Linked DNA regions of Homo sapiens: region 2 is linked to region 1. The links are chromatin contacts, found by Hi-C or POLR2A ChIA-PET in ENCODE. All regions are on one chromosome and are shown on one strand. Each heading gives the region's core, a stretch centred on a gene start or an enhancer-like site at or near the end of the contact. The rest is flanking DNA. Distances are from core to core; before and after follow the strand shown. Region 1 has its middle 42 kb from the start of CXCR5. Region 2 holds the start of BCL9L (BCL9 like).

Region 1 (4,093 bases), core at 1,118-3,617:
CAGTACCAGTAAGTGTATCAGTCAGGGAGGTAGAACCTTCATGAATGATGAGATAAGGAATTTATTATGGGAACTATGCTTTACACAATTGTAGAAGAAGCTGGGGAAAGGAAAGACCAAGAGGTTAGTCAGAGAATCAAAAGAGGAGTCACCAATGTGGGGAGGGAAGTGCATCTGGCCACTGACATGGGGCTGTGATGAGAAGGCTCCTGGAGAGCCATCTGGGCAGCCGCCACCTCTGTGGATCCATCACCAAGTGTCTGGTGGTCACTGGTGGTCAACAGGGTCAGGAATTGGAAAGCATTTCTGGACACTGATCAGAGCAAAGCAAGGACAAGCTAGAGCTCACTAACACTTCTGTCACCACATCTAACCACAATGACATTTAGAGAATAATACTTGTGGCTAGGTGTGGTGGCCCACGCCTGTAATCCCAGCACTTTGGGAGGCTGAGGCGGGTGGATCACGAGGTCAGAAGTTTGAGACCAGCCTGGCCAATTTGGTGAAACCTCATTTTTACTTAAAAAACAAAAATTAGCTGGGTGTTTTGGGGCATGCCTGTTGTCCCAGCTAATCGGGGGGGTTCATTTTTGCCTTTTTTTTTTTTTGAGACAGAGTCTCGCTGTGTCTCCCATGCTGGAGTGCAGTGGCATAGTCTTGGCTCACTGCAACCTCCACCTCCCAGGTTCAAGCGATTCTCCTGCCTCAGCCTCCCGAGTATCTGGGATTACAGGCGCCTGCCACCACACCTGGCTAATTTTTTGTATTTTTAGTAGAGATGGAGTTTCACCGTGTTGGCCAGGCTGGTCTCGAACTCCTGACCTGGTGATCCACTGCCTCAGCCTCCCAAAGTGCTGGGATTATAGGCCTGAGTCACCATGCTGGGATTACAGGCGTGAGCCACCATGCCCAGCCCTTAATGTTATTTTTATGTTTGATAACGGCATTGTGGTTATGTAAGATAATGTCATTCTTAGGAGTTGGGGTTTAAATATTTAGGGGTGAAACTTCAAATGGCTTTGCATTTGTTTATTTGTATTACATATCTAGTGAATACAACAAAATGTTCAATCGTTGAATCTAGGTGGTGGATCTGCAGATGTTTCAACCTTTCAGTTATGTTTGACATTTTTTAATAATAAAGTAACAGGGAAAATAAAAGACTCCTCTCGATTCTTACCTTCTCTGGAAGGCTTTCCTACCCACCTCCTGTTACTGCTTTAAAGTCTGTGCTGTCCATCCTTTTTCTTTCCAAGGTATAGCTCTGTGGCATATATCATACTGTACTTTAATTTCTTGTTTTCTGGTCTCTCTGTAAACTTTGAAGTCCTTAAAGGGCAACATGCTCTCTTTCATCTGTAACTGTCCAGCATTTATTCCTGTACCTGGCACAGGATTGGGTGACTCATTCATCCTCGTTCAGTCAAGAACAGAAGAAAGTCTAATTTAGGAATTTTCTTCAGGGCTACCAATTCAAGTGACTCCAAGAAGAGCAACGGTTTGAGGTTTTTAATTTTTGTTTCACATTATAGAAGTGATGCTTGCAAATTAAAATACTTTTAAAACAAACTAAAAAGTAGAGTTATTTCATTCCTGTCATATACACACTTGTTAGAGTTGAGTTTACCATGTATCCTTCCAGAACTATATCTATGCAATTATAAACACACACACGCAAAACACTACTATAAATGTTGTCTGGAGACTTACTTTTTAAAAATCTAATAATATATTATGGAGCTTACCATATTTGTATATAAATAGATCTGCATCATTCTTTACACAGGCTATGTAGTAATTGTATGGCTGTGCATTGATTTTGTTTCACTACTGCATTTGAATAAGCGTATAGGTAGAGAAGCAGTCTCTACATGAAATGGCTAACCCAGACAAAAAGGGATTTGGCAACCACTAGCCCAGACAAAAAGGGATTTAGCCTTGAACTGTGGGTACAAAGTCAGTGTAAACTGGCAAGGAAGGGAATTTACCAAACGTTTCAGCTTACAGAGTCCTGGTCTGTTCAAGAAACAAAATAGAGATCATGGAAGAGAAAGAACCAAGTATGAAATTGAATGGAGCCAACTGACAAGTGTGAGACCTGTAATCACCTAATTTGTGTATGCCGTTACCTTCCTACTATATGAGCATAGTCCCTGCACCCTGAGGCAGCCAAGACATGACACAGCCTCTAGGAACAAGTGAAAGTGGCAAGTGTATGGGCCCTGGTTCATCTTGGACGAGAAAGTCCCACTGGCTTCCCAATGACAACAGAAAGTTACCCAAGCAAGTGTGGGTGAAATCCCACTAATGTTTCTAGAGCCAGCCAGTCTCATCATGGGTGCCCCCACTGCTTTCGCTTTCCCCAGCCACTTCTTACGCACGAAAACACGCCTCTTCTGCTGGGAAGCCCTCCCTCCTTTCTGAGAGTCCTCACCCACCCCAACTATCCAATCTCATTTCCCTCTTAGTTTCTTTTCTTTCTTTCTTTCTTTTTTTCAGACAGAGTCTCTGTCACTCAGGATGGGATGCAGTGGCATAATCTCAGCTCTCTGTAACCTCCACCTCCTGGTTTGAAGTGATTCTCCTGCCTCAGCCTCCCGAGTAGTTAGGATTACAGGCGTGTCCCACCAAGCCTGGCTAACTTTTGTATTTTGGGTAGAGATGCGGTTTTACCATGTTAGCCAGACTGGTCTTGAATTCCTGGCCTCAAGTGATCCACCCTCCTTGGCCTCTGAAAGTGCTGGGATTACAAGCATGAGACACCACGCCCGGCCTTATTTCCCTCTTAGTTTCTTTTTCTTTTCTTTTTTTTTTTTTGAGACGGCGTTTCGCTCTTTTTGCCCAGGCTGGGTGCAATGGCACGATCTTGGCTCACCGCAACCTCCGCCTCCTGGGTTCAAGCGATTCTCCTGCCTCAGCCTCCCGAGTAACTGGGATCATAGGCATGCGCCACCACCCCAGCTAATTTTGTATTTTTAGTAGAGACGGGGTTTCTCCATGTTGGTCAGGCTGGTCTTGAACTCCTGACCTCAGGTGATCCACCTGCCTCGGCCTCCCAAAGTGCTGGGATTACAGGCGTGAGCCACTGCGCCCGGTTCCTTCTTAGTTTCTAATACCCATCCTGTTAGCTCAGACTGTTACTGTGTCAACAAAATGATGATGGAGCGCATTGAGACTATTAAAATGGGTTGTATAATCATTGCATGCCTATATCAAAACATCTCATGTATCCCATAAATATATACACCTACTATGTACCCACAAAAATTAAAATTAAAAATTTATTTAAACAATTAAAACTTTTTTTAAAAAAGAGTTGTAATATCCTGATGGTGTTGCCCACTCCAAAACATAGCATGAACCCATCCCTGTCAATTCGCCTTCACTGCCATGTCAGAAGTATGTGCTCATGGCCCTGTCTGCTGCTAAGCACAGGCATTTCTGCAAGTAAAATAAATAGTAATGAGTTTATATGCACAGTTTGCTTTATATAAATCCAATGAGTGGTGATCCAAGAAGTAACAAATTTTGGTAAATACAAAAATTGGGAATTTTAATCTGGGATTCTGTATAGTGTTAGGAGAGCTCAATGTTAGATTATTTGAATGCTAGTCAATAATGCTCATTGGCAATTTTTATTTTATTTATTTATTTATTTATTTATTTATTTATTTATTTATTTTTGAGATGGATCTTGCTCTGTCGCCCAGGCTGGAGTGCAGTGGCGCGATCTCGGCTCACTGCAAGCTCTGCCTCCTGGGTTCACGCCATTCTCCTGCCTCAGCCTCCCGAGTAGCTGGGACTACAGGCACCCGCCACCACGCCCGGCTAATTTTTTGTATTTTTAGTAGAGACGGGGTTTCACGGGGTTAGCCAGGATGGTCTCGATCTCTTGACCTTGTGATCCGCCCGCCTCAGCCTCCCAAAGGGCTGGGATTACAGGCGTGAGCCACCGCGCCCAGCCTGCATGTTTATGTTTTTTATTTTAAGAATGTTAACTTTTTTGGCTGGGCACAGTGACTCATGCCTTTAATTCCAGCACTTTGGGAGGGAGGTTGAGGCGGGAGAATCGCTCGAACCCACAAGGCAGAGG
Region 2 (4,093 bases), core at 579-3,078, 84 kb before region 1:
TGGGATCTTTCACATTAGAAGCCTCTCTGGGCTTTGGTTTTCTTTTCTTTTAAGTGGGGATAAAATCGACTTCTCAGGACTGTGGTGATTCAACCCCCTAACCCAGGACAGTGCTTGGCACAGCAGGCTGGCACTTGGAAAAGTTTTGGTGATTGGATCAAAGCATCATCATGAGACAACGTGCATGAAAATGCTTTGTAAGCAGTGATGGGACACATGGGGGGGGGTTACTATGTTATCTTCTTTCAGGTTTTTGTCCCCTTCCACCTGTGCCTCCCTAAACCTTGTCCAGTGCCCAGCTGTTGGCACCATCAACCCCTCAAGGCCCTTAGGAATCTTTTGGGGGAAATCAGACATATATATATATGTGTGTGTGTGCATACACCTATACATATATAGGGGTGTGTGTGTGTATATATATATGTGTGTGTGTGTGTGTGACAAGATACAACACATCAGGAAGTACTCAGATGCTATGATGGGATAGGTGGTCAGAAGAGAGGGAGGTCAGTGAGGCTAGAACTATCTGGGGACCATCTGTGAGGAGGGGCAGGGGAGAGGGCCGAGGAAACAGCAGGAACAAGCAGGCTGGCTAGTGTTCTTCCTATCAGACACAGTCAATGCTTGTCACTTGCTATTAATTCTGGGTGGGTGGGGACAGTAGGAAACAGGGAAAGTGCCCTGGGATAAGGAGACCCAAATTCTAGTCCTGGGCTTACCACTTTCTAGCTGGGTAGCTCTGGGTAAGTCCTTAGGTAATGCAAACCTCAATTTCCTCACCTCTGTAATGGGACCATAACCTCTTTCTTGCAGGTTTGTGGTGAGCATTGAAACATGTGAAATGTTTTTAAAAAGCGCTTTGGGCCGGGCGCGGTGGCTCACGCCTGTAATCCCAGCACTTTGGGAGGCCAAGGCAGGTTGATCACCTGAGGTCAGTAGTTCGAGACCAGCCTGGCCGACATGGTGAAACGCTGTCTCTACTAAAAATACAAAATTAGCCGGGCATGGTGGCAGGTGCCTGCAATCCCAGCTACTTGGGAGGTTCAGGCAGGAGAATCGCTTTAACCCAGAAGGCAGAGGTTACAGTGAGCTGAGACCGCGCCTTTGCACTCCAGCCTGGGCAACAAGAGCGAAACTCCATCTCAAAAAAAAAAAAGGGCTTTACATTTTCTTTTTCATTGCCTCGATCGTCCTATAGGGTGGTGAGAGTGTGTGTGTGTGTGTGTGTGTGTGTGAGAGAGAGAGAGAGAGAGAGAAGCACTTTGAGGTTAGGTTAGGAGAGTTCTTTTGAGAAGACAAAGGTTTCACTTCCACAAACATTTTCTTAGCATGCACTTTGTGCTGCTGAGGATTGAGATGAAAAAACTCAGTCTGTGTCCTCAAGGACCTCATGGTCTACTAGGAGAGACATGAATAAAGAGATGCTCAGTGCATTATGGATGTGGGTGGGTACAACGAAGAGGGGACCCAGTGCTGTGTGTGTGTGTGTGTGTGCGCGCGCGTGTGTCCAGGCAACTTCCACTCCTTCCAATCAGTGCAGATAGGAAGGTAGGTTTGTCAAACCTTTCCCTAGCCTGGGATGTTGTTGGCGCGTCTCCTCCCCAGTTCTCAGGAGTGAGGAGGAGAGCAGAAACCCCCCTCCCCGCCCCCGGGCCAACCTGCCTCCCGCTAGCCGGCCGGGCGCCTTACCGAGTCAGACCACTGGGAGGCTGGGGGAGCCGGGTTGGGCGAGGAGGCAAGCGAGATGGGGGAGCTCTTATTTTGACAGGGGCCTCTCCGGGCTCTGGTATGAAGGCAGAAGGAGGCAGCCAGAGAGCCCCGATGCTTATTCAGGCTGGGGAGTGGAGCCGAGTGGAGGGGCAAGCGAGGCTCCGGCAGCGCAGGGGAGCCCGGGGAGGCGGCGGCGCGCGGCGGAGCCAGTGGCTGGACATGCCCCGGACCCGGGGCCGCTGCACCACCGCCGCCGCCCGGAGCCAGCCGGCCGGACGCCCGCACGCCTGGGTCCCCCGGCGCCGCGCCGCCCGGGGGCTGTGACCCGGACCCTCGGAGTCCGACCAACAATAAGCGCCCAGACAGCCCCTCCCCACCCAGCGCCCGGCATTCCCGCGGGCTTTGGGGAAAGGAAAGGAGAGGCGAGGAAGGAAGGAAGGAAGCAAGCAAGCAAGCAAGGGAAGGAGGAGCAGGAGCAGGAGCCGGAGCCCTGAGGTTCGGGGCCGAGACCCCGGCCCCGCGCCCCGGCCCCGGCGGGTGTGCGCGCTCTCCCGCCACTGCCCGGCGCCCGCGACCATGCTCCGCGGTTGGGAGGCAGGAACCCAGGCACCCAGCGATCCCCGGATAGCCTCTCCCGGGCCGGGCTGGTATTGAGATCAAGGCGTCCAGGATCAAAAGATCACCGCCTGCCCGCCCCCTCTGCATCTCCAACTGGCGAGCAGGAGGACCCCCATCCACACAACGACCCTGACCTGGTCATGGCGTCCAGCTCCGGCCTGGCGTGAGGACCCCCCAATCCGCGTGAGGTGAGGGGTGGGCTGGGGGCAAGGCGAAAGTCATGCCAGGCCAGCAGAGGCGCGAGGAGGGAGATCCAGTTTGAATCGGGGAGGGGAAACACAGTCTGATTGTCTCTTGCTCTCTGGCACGTACCCCCAGGCTGTTTAAGGTGTGGGGGACTCCCCCAGGGTCAGTGGAGGCTACTCTTAAGCCCCCAATCAGGTTGGCAGCTCCAGAACACCGTGGGGAGGGCTTAGGGACAGCCAGGGGACCCTGCCACCCTAGCGCAGAGAACAAGGCCGGCCTTGGGCCAGCTGGAGCAGCGAACCTTGCCCTGGGGGCTTCTGGGAGATGTAGTCCCCCTCCCAGGCTCACCAACCCCGTGGGTCTCAGCACCCCAGCCCTCCTCCTCTGGCTGATAGGAGCCTCCAGAAGGAGGTGGGTTGGGACTGGGGAGAGCTGGGGGTCACCCTTTTCTCCCAGGCACTGCCTGTGAGTAGCGGGGGCTGTGACTGAGGAGTCTCTTCTTCCAAGGCTTCTGAGTGATGTGGGCTTGGCTGGGGGGTGGGGCAGTCATACAGTTCCTTGGAAGTGTCCCTGCGCTGCTAAGGGGAGGTGGCCCCTGTCTTGATCCAAAGGAACCCTCGGGGAAGAATGTAGGAAGAGAAGTGAGCTTAGGCTTCTTGTTGCGCTGGGGTAGGTCCTATTCCAGGGCTGCTGGAATTTGGTTTCAGAAGAGACAGAGGGCTGCTCTCTCCTTCTGAGAAGGATAGTGTCCCTTGAAGTCTAGGAGTCTGGAGGGTGTCTCTCTGGAGCAATGAAGCTAGGATCAGCTACTGTCTGTCTGTCCAGCTTCCTTCCTTCCGGGTTTTTCTGACACCCCCTCTCTCCCTTCTCTTTCTGTCTACTGCTTGGGGTGTGTGTCTGTGTCTGTGTCTGTGTCTGGGGGAACCTCTGCTGCGAGGAGAAAAAGTGTTGCTCTGAGAGAGGTGAACTGGGCGTGTGTTTGAGCCCTCACAAAGGGGTTCCAAGCCTCCCTGGATCTTCTGCCCTCACTCCCAGCCTTGGTTTAGTGTGAAAGCTGACTGTGCCCTGTATCTGCTCCAACTCTGCTGCTGCCTCTGAGCAGCTCTCTGGATGAGACCACCACAGTGAGTGGGCTTCCACTGTCTTCTCCTTCTCTTCTTGGTCTCTCCAGGGAGCAGCCACTTCCGGGCAGGGGCTGCCTTGCTCTTCTGCTGCCTCTCAGCATGGGCCGGGCTACCTTCTCCAGGTCAGGACCACAATTTCATGACCCCAGAGGAGGAGCATGCTCAGGCCCTGTCTTCCTGGTGTCAGCTCTGAGGCCCTGCTGATAGAGGCCTCAGGACAGGACAGGGAGAGAATGGGTGAGGAAGGTGAGGAGCAGGGAGAGAGACTGGGAGGCTGGTGCCAGGAAGGAAGGTGCCGCCTCCCCCAGGTGATTTGCCTCCTTGGCCTTGGAGAGCCAGGCCTGGAAGCAGCCTTCTGGCCACCTCCCTCTAGGGGTTCCCTGCTTACCCATGTTGCTCCTGAGTGGGGTGGGGTGATGGTTCACAGCAGGAAGGGTGCTGAGGGGCAGGTAGAA

The links. A loop is a pair of places that touch in the nucleus more often than their neighbours do. ChIA-PET counts read pairs that join two places held with the same protein, here RNA polymerase II (POLR2A). Pooled maps may share reads with other maps.
Region 2: a map with no recorded cell type shows a loop between it and region 1 (6-fold over the local background). The contact joins the promoter of BCL9L here to the enhancer-like site in region 1. A Hi-C loop is called at or near these places in 4 of 37 single-sample maps with no recorded cell type and 8 of 50 pooled maps. POLR2A ChIA-PET finds 5 or more read pairs at or near these places in 18 of 52 experiments (A673, B cell, BJ and 13 more).

The regions. Positions count from the first base shown.
Region 1 is chr11:118,839,850-118,843,942 of GRCh38, reverse strand. No RefSeq gene overlaps it. Among named protein-coding and RNA genes, the nearest start is that of CXCR5, 42 kb to the left of the region's middle. RefSeq lists an enhancer at 2,402-2,451. Within about 2 kb of position 2,367, at least 3 of the 41 ENCODE cell types and tissues checked have a DNase peak (open chromatin) inside an H3K27ac peak, as active enhancers do; they include B cell, where a contact is called at or near this core.
Region 2 is chr11:118,923,661-118,927,753 of GRCh38, reverse strand. It overlaps BCL9L (BCL9 like), which reads left to right and starts at 1,828. Exons shown (of 10, transcript NM_001378213.1): 1 at 1,828-2,516. RefSeq lists enhancers at 1-16, 2,169-2,670, 3,042-3,111, 3,340-3,879, 3,880-4,093 and silencers at 704-763, 1,584-1,723, 1,924-1,973.